Linked DNA regions of Homo sapiens: region 1 is linked to region 2. Evidence: read pairs that join two places in POLR2A ChIA-PET (ENCODE). Cell type or tissue: PC-9. All regions are shown on one strand. Links, peaks and the distances in the headings refer to the core of each region. The heading gives the core; the rest is flanking DNA.

Region 1 (10,558 bases), core at 1,761-9,760, 150 kb after region 2:
CATGGGAAATGTCTGGGCTTACCAGCCTGTGGGTCTGTTTGTCCCTCTGGACTAATTCACAAAGGAGAGCCCTCTGTTAGGGACTGAATTGTGTCCCTCCAGCTCCCAAATTCATGCTCTGAAGTCCTGATCCCCAGGACCTCAGAATGTGACCTAATTTGGAAATAGGGTTGTTTCAGATGTGATAAGTGGAGATGAGGTCATCTTGGAGTCGGGTGGGTGCCTCATCCAATATGCCTGGTGTCCTTACAGAAGGGGGAAATTTGGACACAGACATACACAGAAGGACACCGTGTGAAGATGAAGATGGCCACCTGTGAGCCAAGGAAAGAGCCCTGGAATGAAGCAACGCTGCCTACACCTTGCCTTCAGATTTCTAGCCTCCGGAGCTGTAGGGAAATAAATTCCTGCTGTTTAAGCCCTTCAGTTTGTGGTGCCTCGATACGGCAGCCCTGGGGAAATGGATACAGCCTCCATTCCACTTTCCCACTTCCGACCCTTCTTCCCCATCTCTCTTCACTGCTTGCAAAGCCAGAAATAGCACAGGATGGTGAGTCAGGACTGGCACTGCTCAAGAGCACTGCCAGCCACACCCCGGCCGCCTACCCCCACGATTAAGAGAAAGCACAGGGCAGTGCCATGGACTGGGACTCCGACCCCCACTCAACCAGCCACAATGGCCTGTGTGTCTTTAACAAGTTACCAGCCCTCTCTGGGCTTTAGTTTCCTTGGCTGTAAAATCAGGCTGCTGCTTGGGATTTTCAACTGTTCTGTTTATAACATAGCATTTTTAGGTCACCAGAAATAAAAATATTCTGCTTGCCTCCCACTTTCAGCAAACTTGGGTGGCAAAGATGACTTCAATTCTTCTAATTATCAGAGCCACAAATGGCTCTGTCTCATCCTCAAGATGAGTTTGGTTTTTATGTTTTAATCTGAGCTCTGCCCATTTTGCAGATAGTTATCTGTGAGGCTGTCTGTGTGTGTGTGTGTGTGTGTGTGTGTGTGTGTGTGTGTGTGTGTGTGTTGGATTGCTTGTAGTAGCTGCTTACTTGATTTCACAAGGATGCTGTCTGACCAGGGTCTCTCAGAATGACTGAGTCCAGGTGGACCTTGGCCAGATTTGAACCAGCACCCAAGATAAAGTATTTAATTCTTCTCTATCTCTAGACCAAGGGTGATGGAAATCATCAGACACCAAGCAGCTCATGCGTTCCAGAGGTTTCAGGACTGAACGTTGGTTCTGTGGTTCCCCGTTTGGCATCTGGCTTTCATTAGGCCATAAAAAACAGTTTACGGCCCTTCTGGTTGGAACAATAACTTTCACAGTATCCGTAGTGGCTGAGTGGTTATCAGAGGAAGAAAGACCACTAGCAGTCTGCGTCCTTGCTGTCTGTCATGGGCGGTGCCAGCCTACGTGTTAACCTATTCATCTCGCTTCAACCTTACACGGGTAGGTATTGGGACTGCCATTTTTAGATTTGGCTCAGACAGGCTTAGAGATTTTACCAAGGTCACATAGCCAGCAGAGCCTGGATTCAAATTTAGGCTTTCTAATTCCTCAACCAGCATCTTTTTTCTTTTTTTTTTCTTTTTGTTGAGACAGAGTTTCACTCTTGTTGCCCAGGCTGGAGGGCAATGATGCGATTTCAGCTCACTGCAACCTCCGCTTCCCGGGTTCAAGTGATTCTCCTACCTCAGCCTCCCGAGTAGCTGGGATTACAGGCATGTGCCACCACACCCAGCTGATTTTGTATTTTTTAGTAGAGATGGGGTTTCTCCATGTTGGCCAGGCTGGTCTCAAACTTCTGGCCTTCGGTGATCCGCCCACCTCAACCTCCCAAAGTGTTGGGATTACAGGCGTGAGCCACCGTGCCCAGCCAACCAGCATCTTTGTTTAAAAAAATCTTACCTAGACAATTTTGGTGAGAGTTTTACTTGTTAAAATTTTATTTGAGCTCCTATGCCTCTATAGACTAGATGCCTGGCACACAGTGGGGAGTAAAATACTTCTGTGTTTGAACTGTTCCACTATCTACTCTGGACAGGAACTGTGTTTATCAAGTGTTTGGCAAAGGGATAGTGTATATGGGCGCTTTGTACATATAGGTTCAATGTTAAAAGTAAACATGGGCACATTAGGATTTTAACAAGTTTATTTGAACATTAAGCTCAGCAATTCATGTATCAGGCAGCACCCGACTGCTAGCTGTTCAGGATTCCGTCGAGGCCACGCAAGGGGAAAACCTTTATAAGGTGTTTGCACAACGAAGACAAATAAAATATTTGATTAGTTAAAGTGAAAAGCCTGTAGTTAGAGATTCGCTGGCAGTTTGCGATTGGTTAAGCATAAGTTTCATTTTACTCTTTTCACTGAGTTGGGCTTTTCTTTGCTTAGGAACCTGAGGTGTTGGAGCTCTCTCAGCCTAATAGCCTCCCCACTAATTCTAATAAAAAGAGGACAAGCAGCTGCAGCCAGTACAGCAGCCTGCACCAGGATCTGGCTTCCTGTAGTTTCCTCCGAGTGGTTTCTGTTCTGCCTTCTGCAGGGGGTACCTTAGGTGGACACTGTGATGTGTCACCCAGACGCCCCTTCGCCAAAAAACTTGCTTCCCTGGCTCGTGGGAATGCTGTCTACAGACAAAGCTGTCAGCCCCTTCAGGATTTGCCTCAGCTGCAGAGAGCTGGTTGGCCCAAGGTCATGCCCTTTTGGGGTGGCCCACATCCAATGGGGAAGGTATAAGGGCTTGGTCAGCTGGGCTCACCAGCTGTGAGGGCCATTCTAGCTTCTGGGCTTTCTGTGGTCAGCGAGTCTGTCATTGGGCCTCACCTTCTCCTTTTGCCCAATCCTGCTTCCTTCCTCCCTCTTTTCCAGGGCAGGTGCAGATGGCACTCCTTAACAAACATCCTGCCTATAAACGACCTGTACCAGCTCCTCCCTCCCACTCCTTCCTCGAGACAGTCCTTCAGAGGCAGGAAAGGTGGCCCTGCACCCCTGAGCCTCCTCCCTCTGAGCCCCATGACCTTTGGCCTGGTGCTGACTTCTTGATGGGCCGTCATCTTGGGCACTTTCCTGAGTGCTTCTGAATCCCCATCCTGGAGGGTGGTGGGGATGGATGGCTGGTTTTCTGGGGCAATCCCCAAACCCTGGGCTTTTCTCATTGATTATGGTGACTATCACAGACAGCTTCCAGCATAGAGGGAAGCATTGCTTGCTGCTTCCACAGGAACTAATTTAGTCAGAAACCCTAACCGCGGCAGGCAGTACATGGGTGCATTTCATATTTTGCTTTCCAGATCTTTCCTGCACCCGGAGGGCATTGAGCTTATCAGGCAACAGTGAAAACCAGTAACTGCTTAAATGCGGTTGCTGAGGCTTCGAAAAGTGGTGTCAGTCTGCCTTTGCAGAGGTCCCTCTGCTGAGGAGGATCTGCTATGAGAAAAGGTCATGATAATCCCTTTGCTCAGCATGTGAGAGTTTCTTTATTATTATTTAAACGAAAGCCTGAGGAGTAGAACCTTGGTTAATCAAATTCTTTCAACGTATCGCAGCACAGCCCTGCCCTTCATAGGCCATCTCCCTTCTCTTGGTGGCAAATAGTAGAAATAAACTTGACCTAGTTTAACGACAATAACAAAATCCAGAAGGAAGAATGTATTTTAAGGTATTTCACCAAACCCAAGGTCAGAAATGCTCCCAGGACCCAGAAAGGATCAGACACATGATCTGGGATATCTGTCCCTGAATTCTGCATCTGTGTATTCGTGCGTGCGTGTGTGTGCACTTGTGTGAATGTATGTGCGCATGCGTGTGTGTCTTTCCCTGGATCAAGTGCCTGGATCAAGTGGCCAATGGCCAATTCTGCATTCCAAGCTTTATATATAAACATTTTAACCACATCAAGATACTAACTAAACTCTCTCTTGGACTCAATCCCAAATTCCTAGGAGATACAAGTTCATTGGCGGGTTTTGGTCACATATTAACTTTCCATGCTGTTAGGCAGGGGCACCAGGGAGGACCATGCAATCCAAACCTGCAGCCAGGGACCCACCCCTGTGGCTGTGACCAATGGCCCCAAGATGGGCACTCCCAGACAGCCCTGCAGATTTGAGCCAGGCAGCTTGCTTTGCTGTCTGGCCTAGAGAGTGATGATTCAGCTGAAGACTAAAATAATTACCTGCGTGTGAGGCAAGCAAGAGCCTGCACTGACGTCAGCAACACATTCCTGAGCTCACCTTGTCACAGAACCCTGTGCAGCCCGATTCCGCCACGGGGCATCCACCCCAATGGGGGACTAACGAGAACGGTGATGAGCTCGTCTGTGTTTAATAAGAAAGGCTACCACGTGTTGAATGACTTCTAACGTACCAGGTGTTATACATACAGCACCTCTCAGCTTCGCAAGGAATCTGTCAAGAGATAGCATTACGTGCCCCTCTTACAGATCAGGAAAACTGATGCTCAAAGAGGTTAATGAAGTCATCCAAACTCACATTTTAGAATGAAGTGGGTGGAATTTAGAATTTGATTATAAATCAGGTTAGTTCTAAAGCTGGTAAGTCTTCCGAGAATGATGATGTGTCACCTTCTAAATAACGACTAGATCACACAAGTGAAACTTTAATAATGTGTAAATTGTATGATTGAGGAATGCTGGGAGAGGTTACATGATGCAAAAACCACTCACTGAAACGTGAAGCCCTCTGTCAGTCACCGGCAGCCCAGCCTTCAGTGGAGACTAATTCCCAGTAATCACGGAATGGGGAGACTTCACTGAATTTGCTCAGTCTTCCCTTTTTGTGCTTCTTAATTGCTTTGAGAATCATCTAGATGCTTGTGTGGCCTTGGTCCAGGCCTATGGTGCAAACCAAGTGACATGGGGCAGGAGTAGGGGCTGATACTCTGCTTTCAGGGTCTCTGATCGAGGTGAGGAAAGCAGGCCCAGCTGGTGGCCAAGTGTATACCATTCGAGGGGGGGGTGTAGGTGTGTGGTGAAAAGAGCACTGAACTCTGGGTCCACATGCCTGACTTCTCACTCCAGCACCAGCTCTTGACGATGGTGGGACTCAGGCTGACCCACTTACCAACCCTGACCTCCAGCTTCCTCATCTCCAAGATGGCCTTATTTTTATTTATTTATTTTTTTTGAGACGGAGTTTCGCTCTTGTTGCCCAGGCTAGAGTGCAATAGTGCCATCTCGGCTCACTGCAACCTCCGCCTCCGGGGTTCAAGTGATTCTCCTGCCTCAGCCTCCCGAGTAGCTGGCATAATAGGCGCCTGCCACTACGCCCGCCTAATTTTTGTATTTTTAGTAGAGACAGGGTTTTGCCATGTTGGCCAGGCTGGTCTCGAACTCCCGACCTCAGGCGATCCATCCGCCTCGGCCTCCCAAAGTGCTGGGATTACAGGTGTGAGCCACCACGCCTGGCCCAAGATGGCTTTATTAACCTGCCTTGCCTCCCTCTCTGCACTGTACTGACACGGGTTATTAGTCTGTAATAGCAATAGTTACCATGTAATCATCATGGTTCAAATTGACTCCCACTCACCACAAGCTAAGCACTTCACATTTCCTTTCCTCATAACCCTAACGAGTTGATCCTATGATTAGCCCCATTTTACAGATGAGGCAACAGAGCCTGAAGGGTGAAATAACATGCCCCAGACCGAGTGTGCCTGGACCCACAGTCCGAACAGAGCACTGCCTCACTGGCCCTGAGAGTGTCTGTCATCTGGAAGGTTTTGCTATTATTGTCATGCATGGTCCTAATCCAGGCAGCCCAGGATGTGAGCTAGGCAGGGTAACTGGTGTGGGGAACAGATCCCTGGAGCCCTGCCGCCTCTACCTTCCCGGTATCACCAAGGAAACCACAGCGCCTTTGTTGTTGCCATGGCAACCATCTAAACTCTCTCTTTCCCTTGGTTTCACCATGGAGACAGCCAACGGGAAAGAAGTTCCTGAGTGGGAGGCAGTACAGCAGGGAGAGGTGAGAACGCGCCTCCAGGAACCAGGACTGGAAATTCCCACTCTGCTGAGGAATGCAGAGGCATTCCTGGAGCTGCACAGAAGTACATTGTCGAAGCCGGGATGTCCCTGGGGAAACATAGGTTGAAAGAATTGTTTTCTGAATTTATTTCTAGAGGTTGCCTTTCCTGTAGTCAGCCATTGTCCAAACCAAAGGAAATTCCCAAATTTTCATATCTCACAGATGCTGAAATTCTACTCGGCCAGGTCTTTTCCCTGTCTAATTTTGCTTCCAACTTGCTGGATGACATTGGGTAACTCAAGTACATCTCCCCAAGCAAGTGTCAGATGAATCTGACAAGTTACACCAATGGCATTCAGGCCTCCAGACTTCTAGGCCAGGATAAGTTCTTTAAGAAAACACAAGGTTCCAACCCAGGGTTGCCACACTTTTTAAATTTCTATTTTTTTAAGACAGAGTCTTGCTCTGTCACCCAGGCTGGAGTGCAGTGGCACATTCTTGGCTCACTGCAGCCTCCGCCTCTGAGGTTCAAGCCATCCTCTCACCTCAGCCTCCTGAGGAGCTGGGACTATAGGCACATGCCACTATGCCCAACTAATTTTTGTATTTTTTGTAGAGACAGGGATTCACAGACTGTTGCCCAGGCTGGTCTCGAACTCCTGAGCTCAAGCCATCTGCCTGCCTCAACCTCCCAAAATGCTGGGATTACAGGCATGAGCTGCAACACCCGGCCACCACACTTTTACTTGGGGAGATCAGGATGTCAGAATTGAAAACTGCATTTAATCTACAGAGGCAGGGCGATGTGACAGTTAAGAGCGGGCACAAGGAAATCAGACCTGCCGAGTTCAGGTCCCAACTCTGTGACATGCTGCTGTGTGACTTGTACCAGTTTGATCTCCCCTAGCCTTAGTTTATTCAGAAGAAAAAGTGGGTTAATAATTAGGCCAGGCGCAGTGGCTCATGCCTGTAATCCCAGCACTTTGGGAGGCTGAGGTGGGCAGATCACGAGGTCAGGAGTTCGAGACCAGCCTGGCCAACATGGCGAAACCCTGTCTCTACCAAAAAATACAAAAATTAGCTGGGTGTGCTGGTGGGTTCCTGTAATCCCAGCTACACAGGAGGCTGAGGCAGGAGAATCACTTAAACCCGAGAGGCGGAGGCTGCAGTGAGCCAAGATCACGCCACTGCACTCCAGCCTGGGTGACAGAGCAAGACTCCATTCCAGAAAATAAATAAATAAATAAATAAACAAATTAGCCGGGCATGGTGGTGTGTGCCTGTAGTCCCAGCTACTTGGGAGGCTGAGGCAGGAGAATCACTTGAACCCAGGAGGCGGAGGTTGCAGTGAGCCAAGATCCCGCAACTGCACTTCAGCCTGGGTGACAGAGACTCTGTCTCAAAAAAAACCAAAATTGTGTCTTTCTCTTAAGGTTCTTATGGTGATTGAGATACACTGTGCAAGGCTTTTTAACACAATGCCCAGAACATGGCAACACTCAATAAATACTAGCAAATATCACCACCATTATTTCCATCATTTCACTGAAGACATTTTAACAACAGAAAAATATATATCTTGGCCAAAATGATAGTTTAAATTGCATGCATTGAGCTTTTGGAAGTGTCACTCATTGATTCTCTGTTTCTTCAGGGTGGACCTAAGAATCCCTGGATTCAGTGATCTTGGGATTCTTTCTGCTCTAAGACGCAACGCTTTTGGGGTTGTTAACAGCCTTGATTAGCAAAGGAATGTTCATGGCCCATGGCTAAAGATAAGTGATAAATCAGGTGCCCTTAGTGGCCATCCTGAACTTGGATTAGACTCCGACTCTGCACAGAGACCTTTCATGCAGGGCTGGACTATTTCAGGAAATCAGAACCACAGATATGTAATCCTTCCCTACTCTCCTCCTTGTCTCTGTTGGTGACGTCAGGCTTCAGCTACACTAGCCGTTAACTGAGGTCCGAGGGTCCTGGCCTGGGATCCGGAGCCCCTAACTGCCTGTTCTGCCTTCCTGCAAAAGCTGGTTGTTTGGGCCAGTTGGTTTTTGGTTTCTGTGCGGCCACTCCCACCCCCACCCCAGCTCCCTGACCACGGGCTGCGGAAGAGTGGGACGTTATGGAACCTTCTCAGCTTATTCAGAGAGGCTTCTTCTTCCTATTTAGTCTCCCTCTGGCTTTCCCTGCTGGGATCTGGGTGGTAGAAGCAGCAGGGGGATCAACGAACAGGCTGAGCGCCAAGAAGCCTGAAGATTCCAGAATCTAGCGGGAAAAGCATTCAGAGTCAGAATGAGTAAGCAACTTCATCTCCTGGCCTTTACTTTTCTGTAAAACAGAGGCAATTCTATCTCCCTCATGGATGTGATAAAATAATACTTTGACTAGTAATAATAATATTCATTCAGGAGTGGATCTGGGTGTTGTGGGGCCTGAAGCTTATTCAGTGTGGAGGGTCCTTTTTAAGAAAGAAGAATACAAATTTACAAACACATCAAATATAAAAGGGGATATTTACTTAGGAGAAAAAAATCACAACAAATTACAATTAAAAAGAAAAACTGGGCCAGGCACAGTGGCTCATGCCTATAATCCCAACACTTCAGGAGGTGGAGACGGGCAGATCACTTGAGTCCAGGAATTCCAGACCAGCCTGGGCAACGTGGTGAAACTCCACCTCTATAAAAAATGCAAAAATTAGCCAGGCGTGGTAGCACACGCCTGTAGTCCCAGCTACTCAGGAGGCTGAGGTGCGAGGATCACCTGAGCTTGAGAGGTTGAGGCTGCAGTGAGCTGTGATCACGCCACTGTGCTCCAGCCTGAGTAACAGAGTGAGATCCTGTCTCAAGAAAAAAGAAAAAAGAAAAACTGAACAAATACTACAAATATCACAAAATCTAGAAAAATAATGTACTACATTTTATTAATTGTCTTCTATGCTTCTAATACCTTTTTCCTACATTTTTTGGCTGCATGCATTTTAGTAGCTTCTTCCTATGGCAATGGTTTTGTGGTAGTATTTTCTGTTTCTATAAAGAGATTATAAAGTTAATTCAGTCTTTTCCTTAGCACAGTTGGTCAAAATTTGTTTTTTATTATTGATGGCTTCAACTAGGTATCAATGACAAGCAAATTCTCTGCTTGCAATTGCCATTACATATTCATGATTGGAAGCATTTCCTTCAACCTTGCCCTGCCTTGCTTCATCCCCACAAACCCATCCTTTTACAGCCAGAATGCATTTGTTTCAGTGTGACTTTGAGCACTGCACTTTCTGTCATGATGCCTGGTGAGTGGGCACCACAGGCCTCAGGAGGATTTCTAGAAACCACTCTTCCACCAGGATGGCTAGCAACAAGCTGATGAAAGTGATTTTGAAATGCATCAGTATATCCCATTTACCCAAATAAATGAATCTCCAGGCCAGGCCTACTCCTAACAAATGCATAGCCCAGGACGAGACTAGAAAGGAGGTCCCCTTTTCATATGTTTAAAATAAATTCCTGAAAGTCATCAATCACGCTAACAAACCGTTAAATACACTGTGTCCCATCCTTCTACCCTGACAATTTGAAAGGCCAGATTCAAATTTAGAATTCTCAGAATCCTGGGTTCCATCGGGAATGTGTTGTGTGGGGAAAGCTGGCCCTGCCCCCTGGCTGGCTGCCGGTTCTCCTTCTCCAGGAGGAAGCACTTTGCAGCCTGAGGGCTGTGGCACGTGTGTGGATAGCCCAGGCTCATGGCTAAGATCGACCATTCCCGTGTACACAGCATTTTGGCAGCCCCTCAGGCCTGGGGTTGCACACCAGTGTGAGCCGGCCTTTGGGAGGACGTGGGCAGCGGTCCTGACGGGCCCTGGTAGCATGACTGATGTTGGCAAGGGTCTCTGGGCCTGGAGTATCAATCCAGGTCTTCTGATAAGCAGATCCAGGAATGGAATTGGGGATGCAAGAGGGTTCCTGAGGAGAGACATTTTTGAAAGATAAAAAGTGACAGAGGAGGGTTGGTTGGGGAAGGCTTCAGATCACAATGCTGATCTGAAATGTGTCGAGGGCAAAAATGGGCAGGGAGAGCCCCACACTGTCCTGGAGATCATTTACAATGTGGTCAACCCGATGGGCAGTTCTGGTGCAGACTGCCCATCAGAGGGGTCCTGCTTTGGGCATAGAAAGCTCCCAGCATGCTCACTGCTGGCCGGGCCGCCCAGGAGGGGCTGTAGTGAATTGTGAAGGGGCTTCAGCTGGATGCTGCCAGCTAACTACTCTCCTTGCCGCTGACCAGCAAGTTCCTTCTGGAAGGGAGATCTGAGCCACACTCCTCCCTGACTGCCACGGTGCACAATAGCCAGATTGGCTTTAGTAAGTGGGAGTTCATGCTGCTGGGCCCATATGTCATCTCTGCTTCTGCCAGTTCATAGCTCATGGCATATGCTAGCTGACATCCGTGGCTGAGCTATTTTGCCTACTTGGCTATTTCGTGCCCCTTTCGTGACTAACGCTTTCAGGTAGTTGATATATAATGCAAAGATCACCATTCTTTATGTCAATTTCCATATATCCATGAACTG
Region 2 (10,558 bases), core at 1,206-9,205:
CATATCGGCATTATTCATTATTCATAATGGCCAAAAAGTGGAAGCAATTCAAATGTCCATTAACCGGTAAATGAGCAAATAACATGGAGTACATCTGTATACCGTTTCCACCCCAACTGGGTGTTCTGCAATGCAATTCTGACATTAACCAACAAGGCTTGGTATGAGATCCCACAAGTGAAGAGCTCAGTCTTCTACAAAATTTCCCTCACTTCAGAAATCAGCTGCACTTTGGGGATCCCCAGGTTCCCTATATTTTGGACTTACTGGCTACAAATTCAGGGGTTCCCACAACCTCCTCAGGCTTAACAATTTACTAGGATGACTCACAGAACTCAGCACAGTGCTATATTTATGATTACAGTTTTATTATAAAGGATGCACACAGGACAAAGTGTGGAACAGATTACAGAGCTTCTCCACCCTGTCTGTGTAGAATAAAAGTGCATTTCTCTCCTGGCACCAGAACATCAATGTGTTCACCAACCAGTAAGCTCCACTGAGTGTCAGTATCCAGAGTTTCTATAAGGGCCCCATTACACAGACATGATTAATTAAATCACTGGCCGAATGATTAAACTCAATCTCTAATCCTCCCCCAATACCTCCTTCTCCCTCTCCCGGGAGGTCTGGCAGCTAAAAGCCTTAATCTTCTAATCATGTGTTTGGTCTTTTGTAGCGGTCAGCCCTCATCCTGAAGCTATCAGAAGGACACGTGAGTCACCTCACTGGTGTAACAAAGACACTCCTATCACTCAGGAAATTCCAGGGCTTTTGAAGCTCTGTGCCAGAAATGGCAACAAAGACTAGATATATTATTTATTATAACACACCATACAATGGAATACTATTCAGCACTAAAAAGGGATGAAGTATAACAAACGTTACAATGTGGATGAACCTTAAAAACAGTATGCTAAGGAAAAAGTACCAGATGTAAAAGATAACATATTGTATGATTCCATTTATAAGACCTGTCTAGAAAAAGCAAACCTACAGGGACAGAAAGCACATTAATGGTTGCCTGGGGCTCAGAGGGTAATAGGAAATGTCATTGAAGGGTACAAGTGACCACTTTGGGATGGTGGAAATGCTCTAAAATCAGATGGTAGTGGTGGTTCCACAATGCTATAAATTTCCTAAAACTCACTAAAGCATACACTTCACGCAGGTGAATTTTATGCTATGCAAATTATACCTCATAAAGTTCTATTATAAAGTTGTCTTACAAAGGTATAAAAAGTTGCATACCTCAATAAAGTTGTATAGTTATTATACCTCAATAAAATTAATTTTGAAAACTTAAATGTGCATGTTAAAATGGTAAACACAGCCACTAGAACAACAGAAAAGAGATACCGTATATATTTTCCATCAGAGTAAAGACAACTCTAAATTTACCACAGCTCAACAACAACTTTCAAAGAATCAAGTTAATCCAGAAATAATAATGTAGTTTTATTTATAAGAGAGAAAAACTGGAAAAAACCTGAATGTCCATTAATAGATGAACAGATAAATTGTCACATCTCCCTACAAGGATATATGTAATAAAAGTAATCAAAAGGAATGAAATATTGATATACATCATGGATGAATCTCAAAACAATTTTGTGGAGTCAAATAAGCCAAATAGAATGGGACTGAAGTTAGAGCAGATACTGTAGAAGAGAAGATCCATGAACTTAAGGACATAGCAAAAAAACTATACAAAATGAAGCATGCAAAGAAAAAAAGACTGGTGGGAAAAAGAGTATCAGTTACCTATGGGACAACATCAAGCAGATTACACATGTGTAACTGAAGTCTGAGAAAGGGGATAGGGGCTTAGGAGACAGAAGCTGAGACAGAAAAAACATTTAAAGAGATAATGGCCTAACTACCTCCAAGTTTGATGAACTCTATAAACCCATAATTCTAAGAAACTCCAATAAATACCAAGCAAGGTAAGCCAAGCTAATTAAAGTATTGTGTTACTGGTGGCAAGAACAGATAAATGATGCAGTGAGACACAGAACCCCAAAACAGATCTATGCACAGATGGATAAATGCATGACAACATAAGGAGTTAACATACACCAGTGGGGAACAGAAAGTTTTGTCAATATGTAATGTTGGAACAACTGAATATCCATATGGAAACACGTAAAATTGAATACTTAAGTAACACTATTAAAAAATCCATTCTGGGCTGATCATAGGTGCTATGGTCTGAATGTTTTGTGTTCCCTCAAAATTCATATGAAATCTTAATGACGGTATAACACCGTCATCCTAAGGTGATGGTATTAGGAGAAGGGGCTTTTGGGAAAATGAGTAGGTCATGGAGGTCACTTGAGCCACCTTGTTAGCATAACATGAAGTCAGCCATCATAAATGGGTTTACTGCCCTTGTAAAATAGGCCCAAGGGAGCTTATTCACCCCCTTCTACTGTGTGAGGACACAGAGACAAGGTGCCATATATAACAAAGTGGATTCTCACCAGACAACAAATCTGCCAGGACTTTGATCTTGGACTTCCCAGCATCCAGAACTTTGGGAAATAAATTTCTGTTGTTTATAAGCTACCTGGTTCATAGTATTTTGTTATAGGAGCCCTAATGGACCATGATAGGACAGATTAATAGGGAAAAAATAAAAGTCAGAAAGGTAACATAGCACAATATCTTCATGCTCTCAAGGTAGGGACAAATTTTACTGAACACAAAAGGCCATTAACCATAAAAGTTTGATTAAACTTTTACTGCATTAAAATTATGAATTACTATTCATCAAAACATACTATAAAAGGAGTCAGAAGTCAAGCCGCACAGAGGGTATCAGAGCTCAGAAAGGGAAGGAGGACCATTCACGTGTGAGGATGGGTGCCATGGGATACCAAAGCCCAAGTGAGAGAGGAGGGACGGGATTCTACCCCTACCTTGACCTTCCTTCCAGATGATGGCTGGAATTTGAGGAAACCAAGATAAGCAGAATCCCACCCTAAATCTTATCAAGTGCCACACTCACTGAAGTATGATCTTGAAGAAACTAAAATACACAGCATCCCACCTTAAATCTTACTCAAGGGAGTTAATCCTATCGCCCATATGTGCATAAGACCAGAAGAATGGCTAATCTCCACCCCTTGCCTCCTTACAATACTAAACTCCCCACCCAGGGAGGAGCTTATTCACCATTTTGTTATCATGCCATGTGTGTACTACCATGATTTCTCACTGCGCCTGCACACCTTGTGCTCCACCCTGCACATGTAATGACATTCAAGTATCTCATGCTTATTTATGTCATCATGGTTCTTAAAACAACAAAAAGACCTGTCCTCAGGGAGCCAGCTGGAGAACTCTCTCTCTAGTGCTCTCCTTTGTGTTCTAACATCAGCCATGAATAAAGCCTTGTCTGGGACACTTTCTTGCCTCATTTCACTTTCTAGTGCCTGGGACCCTAGGAACCTGTGGTTGGTAACACAAACAGGGTCCAAAGGACATCCAAGCAAAGGGGCAGCCTAGTGGGGGATATAACAGCCAAAAAGGTTGAGGAGTCAAGGGAAGACTGAGGAAATGTTCAAAACTGAAAGAAAATAAATGTGATGTGGTTTGAAACTGGATCCTCCTGCTATAAAAGACATTACTGGGACAACTGGTGAAAACCTGATTGGGATCTGAATATTAATCAGTAATGTATCAATGTTAATTTCCTCATTTTGCAGCAGCATTTTTGGCCCAAATGTAAGCGCAATGGAAATATCCATATTTCAAAATCTATTTGAACTTTCCAATCAAGGGGCTTCTTCTATCTAATCTTCAATTAGAAATGATTAACCTGTAACTATCAAAAGAAGAATTTTAAAATTTTCTGAAAACGCCTTCTCCAAGTGATAAATATGGTAAATCAAAATTATATGCTTGAGGTCAACATTAACAGTCATAAATAATGTATTAGTATGTACTCCTGATATGACAGCATGAAAATGGCACTTTAACTCTGCAGTCTTTCTCCCAAAAACCCATAACCCTAGTATAATTAATAAGAAAAACATCAGACAAATTCCTACAGAGGAGCATCCACATCCTACAGTATAATTCATGTACTCCTCCAAACTGTCAAGGTCATCAAAAACAAGGAAAGTATGAGAAACTGTCACAGCCAAGAAGAGCCCAGGAAGACACGATAACTAAATGTAATGTGGCATTCTGGATGGGATCCTGAAACAAAGAACATAGGTAAAAATTTTAAAAATCTAAATAAAGACTTCAGTTTAATGTATCAATACTGGTTCATTCATACATTTGTAATAACAGGGAAAACTGTATTGGGGATAGATAGGAACTCTATACTGTCTGCTCAATTTTTCTATAAATCTACAACTTTAAAAAACAATCATACGTTAGTGGATAATTATAGTACGTGGCAATACCTAGCTGTGTGAAAGGACATTTTCACAGATGAACATGTAAAATATTTTTACACACCAGCATTAACAGATGAGTATTTGCACTTAATTTTGATGATAGGAAACACTAATTGTGGACCCCAGTTGAGCAAACATTCAGAAAAGAATTTCATTCTTGTCATTAGTAGACCTGTATTTTTAAAATTGTATTTATTATCTCTTGAATTTTATCAATAAAAACTGTGCAGAAATTTGTTTCCTCATTATATAAATACTTATGTAATATCTTCAACTTTGCCTCTTAGGTTGCAAAGCCTAAATATTTACCATCTGGCCCTTTACCAAAAAATGTTTGCAATTCCTGGCATAAATGAAATGAGATTGGCCATGGTTGGTAATTGTTGAAGCTGGGTGAACTGTACATGGGGATTCAATATACTTTTTTCTTCTACTTTGGGATATATTTGAAATTTATCATAATACATTTTTAAAATGGAAAAATGTATCATTAGGCTGGGTGCAGTGGCTCATGTCTATAATAATCCCAGTGCTTTGGTAAGCAGAGATAGGAGGAATGCTTGAGGCCAGGAGTTCGAGACCAGCCTGGGCAACATAGTGAGACCCCAATCTTTACCAAAGATGAGCCAGGGCATGGTGGTACATGCCTGCAGTACCAGCTACTTGGGAAACTGAGGTGAGAGGATTGTTTGTGCCCAGGAGTTTGAGGGTGCAGTGAGCCATGACCTTGCCACTGTACTAAATACAGCCTGGGCAACAGAGTGAGATCCTGTCTCTAGAAAAAAGAAAAAAAAAAGAATTTTTTTCTAGAAAGCTTTGCAAGTAAGTTCATTCAAGCCTCATGAAATGAATAGTTTATATTTTATATAAACTGTATCAAAGCACAGAAAAAAGTAGTATGCTTCCCTATTATGTCTATTAGAGTAGTCTTACCGTAATAAGAAAACCAAGAGCCCATGTTTAAATAATTAAATTAAATTAAAGGTCAAATCTCATTATGCACATAGATGCAAAACTACTTAACAAAATATTAGTAAATCAAATTCAGTATCCCACTTTTAAAAATCACATTATTGCAAATAGCATTTACTTTAAATTTTACACTACTTTGAAATCTTTTTCAGTGCACTATAAAAGATTAGCATATTTCATTTGCTTACTAATTTATATTCCTTATACATTAGCAATGAAATTTATATTCCTTATACTTTGCTTGATGTATAAAATATAAATTATATTATAAATCATGTATTATTTATAAAATTATATTATAAATTTATAAAAATATAAATTATATTTTAGGCTTAATGTATAAGGAATATAAATTATTAATAAGCATATGAAAGATGCTGAATCTCGTAAGTAATCAAGGAAGTACAACTTAACACAGTTAACACCTTATTTCTCAAGCATGCAACTAGTAAAAATTTAAAATAGTTACAATATCAAGTATTTGCTAAAACTGTGGTGAAAGAGAACATCTATTGTACAAAGATAATGTAAACTTGTAAAGAAAAATTTTTTAACAAAGCAATCTGGTGCTATCAATCAAAATGTCAAATGTGCATACCATCTGACCTAGCAATCCCAATGCTAGGAATCTATTGTAAAGAAAAACTCACACATGTATAAAAGACAGACCTACAAGCACAGTTAATTACACATCAAGAGCAGCAAATGTTTAAGATAGGTCTGGAGCACCCTGTTACATCACATTGCAAGCAAGCTATCAAAGATTATTAAGGCTTCGTTAAAGGTTTCAGAAACCAACCTCATTCTGATCCCACTGGTCAAAGGTACCACAATTTGAGCATCAATAAGATATTCAAAGGACTGAAACATATCACACAGGTTTTAAGTCCATGAGTTCAAACTGATTCTCCCCCAAAATTGGTCACCCTTATTTTGAAAACTGGTAAATACAATAAAAGAATAAAGCATTTATCCTGTCCTTCCAGTGTGAACTGCACCCTGAGTAACTTAACAAGTAAACAGAGAAATATTTTTCTTCACAGAAGTATTCCAGTCACTATAACCAAGGAGGAATGATTGAACTGAAGTATCATTTGACAAATCTTAATAAATGATATATCAAGACACTGAGCACAAATAGCTGGTAACACACCAGATAACCAGACATTAGTCTTCTTATAGGTGGCCTATGAACCTGGCCTATGAAGTAGTCCTATACCGTCCCCTTCCAAAGTGGAACCTGAATCTGATCAAGCCTCTATATCTAACAACCAATTTACAAAAATACAAGTGAGAGAGAAACATGTTAAACTACACCACAAGAAGAGATCAGCAAAATCTAGGTTTCTTCAACCTGGGGACAAAAGTAAATGAAAGAAGAGGGAAACTCTCTACATTGAGAGATTTAAAAGATATACCTGAACTTAAATTTTTTTTTAATGCCAAAACTAAACTAAGGTGTTTAGGGGTACACATCTGGGTGATAAAACTACAAAGGAAAGCAAGGAAGCATTTGCCATAAAAATAACAACACTAGAAAAACACAGCAAACTGGATATATAAATGGCTTTAAAAAGACAAAGTCCTCTCTACCCGCAAATGAATAAAAGTTTTTAAAATATGTCAATATTTATCTATTGAATTCAGAAATCACCCTAATAATATATTTCTAAGAAATACAGATAGGCCCAAGATTTAACCTATTACTGTGGCTAATTTATATTAACAAAAATGAAAAGTGATATTTCTAACAAAAGTATAGTAACTGTGGGGGTATTAATACAATTAAATATTTAATAGTCATTTAAAAATAAGAGCTGAGATTTGGAAAACTGAAATAGTCCAATAAAATTAATTATAGGCATATCCAATGACTCATTAATTTCACTGCAATGTAGATTCCTAAAAGAAATGTGTGAACATATGTACCAAAATCCTTATGAAAGAACACTCAAAGCAGCATTATTCATTATAGTCAAAAAGGAGAAACAACACAAATGTCCATTAAGTGATGAATGAACGAAGTGTGGTACAACCATGTAACAGAATACTATTTAACCATAATAAGAAATTAAGTGTTGATACATGCTATAACATGAATGAATGAATGTCAAAACATTAGGCTAGGTGAAAGATGTCACAAAAGACATACATACATGTTGTGTGATTGATTTATAGGAAGCTTTCAGAATAGGCAAATCCATAAAGACATAAAATAGAATAGCAGTTGGCAGGGGCAGGGGGGCAGGTGGAATTGGGGGAATAAATGCTAATTGGTCCAGGGCTTCTTTGGAGGGTGAGAAAAATGTCCTAAAATTAGGTAATGGTGATGGTTGTACAACTCTGTGAAAATATTCAAAATCATTGAATAAAACAATAAATAAAAATAAGTCAGTCACTTTGACAAGTTTTCACAAAAGGTCAAACATTTTATACACATAAATATAATGGTGCATGGAATGTTGTTCTTTACCCAGAGAGATAAGCATATAAAGGCCACAATTATAATCGGATTTACTTTTTCAATTGTACTATGTTTCACTATTGGTTTGCTCCCTCAGATCCATTATCTCAATTACTTCAATAATCAGCAGATTTTCTTCTATCTCAATTAACACTTTATAAAGGTTCACATAGCAGAATTAAAGATCAAAGAATATCAATTTATGAAATAACCAGAAATGGCAATCCGCTACTATGAAAGCAATTTAAAGCTAAAAGTGAAACAAATACTTTACTGCAATCATTCTTTAATCAGATAAATTATCATGGTATGCAGGCCAGGCGCAGAGGCTCATGCCTGTAATCCCAGCACTTTGGGGGGCCAAGGCAGGCAGATCACTTGAGGTCAGGAGTTCGAGACCAGCCTGGCCAACATGGTGAGACCCCGTCTCTCTACTAAAAATACAAAAATTAACCAGGTGTGGTAGTGAGGACCTGTAATCCCAGCTACTCGGGAGGCTGAGGCAGGAGAATCGCTTGAATCCAGGAGGTGGAGGTTGCAATGAGCGAAGATCACGCCACTGAACTCCAGCCTGGGTGACAGAGGGAGACTCCGTCTCAAGGGAAAAAAAAAAATTATCATGGTATAGAATTTACCATAGAAGTTTTAGTTTCACTGTACATATCAGAATTTCTATTCACTGCCTACAATTTAAATAAAAAGTGGGGGAGGGAGCAGGAATGAGGATCAATCTTATAAAAAAGCAACATTAATGAGCTTCTAAATAACATGGTCAAAAGTGGGTTTTTTTTGGGGGGGGATGGGGGGAGGGGAATCTGAACTGCCTTCCACAAGCAAGGTATCAAACTCCCAGATCATTTAAGCATTCTGAACAAGAACTGGTGTATACCTAATCTTACTCAGGACACTTGTTCAAAAATGTCTGCAGATTTACTTACTAGTATAAAAAAAATGTTTACAGAAGCAAAGCTAGTGAAGAAATATAATAGTAACGAAGGCAAAGGCCAGGTGCGGTGGCTCACATCTGTAATCCCAGCACTTCGGGAGGCTAAGGCAGGCACATCACTTGAGGTCAGCAGTTCAAGACCAGCCTGGCCAACATGGCAAAAACCCCATCTCTACTAAAAATGCAAAAATTAGCCAGGCATGGTGGCAGATGCCTGTAGTCCCAGCTATTCGAGAGACTGAGGCAGGAGAACCGCTTGAACCCGGGAAGCAGAGGATGGAATGAACAGAGATTCCAACACTGCACTCCAGCCTGAGCAACAGAGCAAGACTTCATCTCAAAAAAAAAAAAAAAAAAAAAAAAAAAAAAGAAAGAATGAAGGCAAAGCAGAACCATAAATTCCTTAACCCACAGTCAAATAAAAGGCAAAATTAGGAGCCACAATATTGTAGAATTTTCTAAATGTTTATTGTAGGAAGTTTTTTGTTGTTTTTTTTCTTTTCAAGATAGGCTGATTAATGTAACATAAGCTTCTTTTTTTGTTTTAGACGGAGTCTTGCTCTGTTGCCAGGCTGGAGTGCAGTGGTACAATCTCGGCTCACTGCAACCTCTGCCTCCCAGGTTCAAGCGATTCTCCTGCCTCAGCCTCCCAAGTAGCTGGGATTACAGGTGTGTGCCACTATGCCCGGCTAATTTTTTTGTATTTTTAGTAGAGACAGGGTTTCATTGTGTTAGCCACGATGGTCTCAATCTCCTGACCTCGTGATCCACCTGCCTTGGCCTCCCAAAGTGCTGGGATTACAGGTGTGAGCCACTGCGCCTGGCCACACAAACTTTTTATTTTTTTAATGATTATACTTTAAGTTCTAGAGTACATGTGCACAACGTGCAGGTCTGTTACATATGTACACATGTGCCATGTTGGAATATTAATATGTATATATCCTTCCAGATGATTCAATGAATTTACTATGTTCCTACTATGTAAATCACAAGAATAAGTGGGTATGAAACAATGGCATACTGGTATTCAAGCCAATTCTTTATCAAGAAGAAAAAGCTGCAAGTAATACTTGCTTCCATACAACAATTTAAGTAAGTATTACATGTCATATCTATGTGGACATACTGTTTTGGAACATTAAACAAATGTTTTGAATCAAATCTCCTAAAAATAACTGCACTGTTACCATGTAAATGAAGCATAAGACTTGGCACACAAAAATCAACTCATGAATAATAAAGCACTCATAAAAAAAGGAAATAAACTTATAAAAGTTAGTATGCTTACCTGAACCACCCAGGGGCTATTGGCAAAGGCCATAATATCTCTTTCTTCCCAAAAAAAGGCAGAATCTGATCTTTTTATCATTTCAAACTTACTAAGAAGCTTCATAGCATAAACCTTCTGCGATGCCTTGTGACGAACCTGTTGATTTTTGAAAACACAAAAATTAATACTTTCATGTTATGAGAGAAAGGTAAATAGATGATACTATAATGCTATTATTAAAGACTTCAGTTACAAAAAAATGGTCCTTAGCTAATAAAAAGTAAAAGCAAAACATTTTTAATGAAAGAAACAAAGGAGAACATTTCTAACAACCTAAGTATTTCATGAAATATGTAATACTTTTAAACACTAAATTCAATATACAACTCTCTCATTTCAACTAAATGAAGGTAAATTCGTGAAGCTTCATTCTCTCATATTAATTAAGCTAACCAACTTTAAGAATGAGATATTGTTAAATAAGAAACTTA

The links. Peaks named below come from ENCODE experiments on the same cell type or tissue, not always from the same donor. Only the 100,000 strongest peaks of a DNase experiment are listed, where the experiment ranks them.
Region 1: POLR2A ChIA-PET joins it to region 2 with 5 read pairs; 4 of 35 experiments call an interaction of 5 or more read pairs at or near these places.

Annotation. Positions count from the first base shown.
Region 1 is chr2:11,385,885-11,396,442 of GRCh38, forward strand. LINC00570 (long intergenic non-protein coding RNA 570) reads left to right here and starts at 8,097. Exons shown (of 3, transcript NR_047499.1): 1 at 8,097-8,287. It overlaps LOC124907734 (a long non-coding RNA gene), which reads left to right. Exons shown (of 2, transcript XR_007086217.1): 2 at 253-426. RefSeq lists an enhancer at 3,472-4,671. In PC-9, for the core only: no CTCF peak of the experiment used is centred there; no DNase peak of the experiment used is centred there.
Region 2 is chr2:11,239,576-11,250,133 of GRCh38, forward strand. It overlaps ROCK2 (Rho associated coiled-coil containing protein kinase 2), which reads right to left. Exons shown (of 33, transcript NM_004850.5): 4 at 10,086-10,223. Among named protein-coding and RNA genes, the nearest start is that of SLC66A3, 89 kb to the left of the region's middle. In PC-9, for the core only: no CTCF peak of the experiment used is centred there; a DNase peak (open chromatin) is centred at 5,936.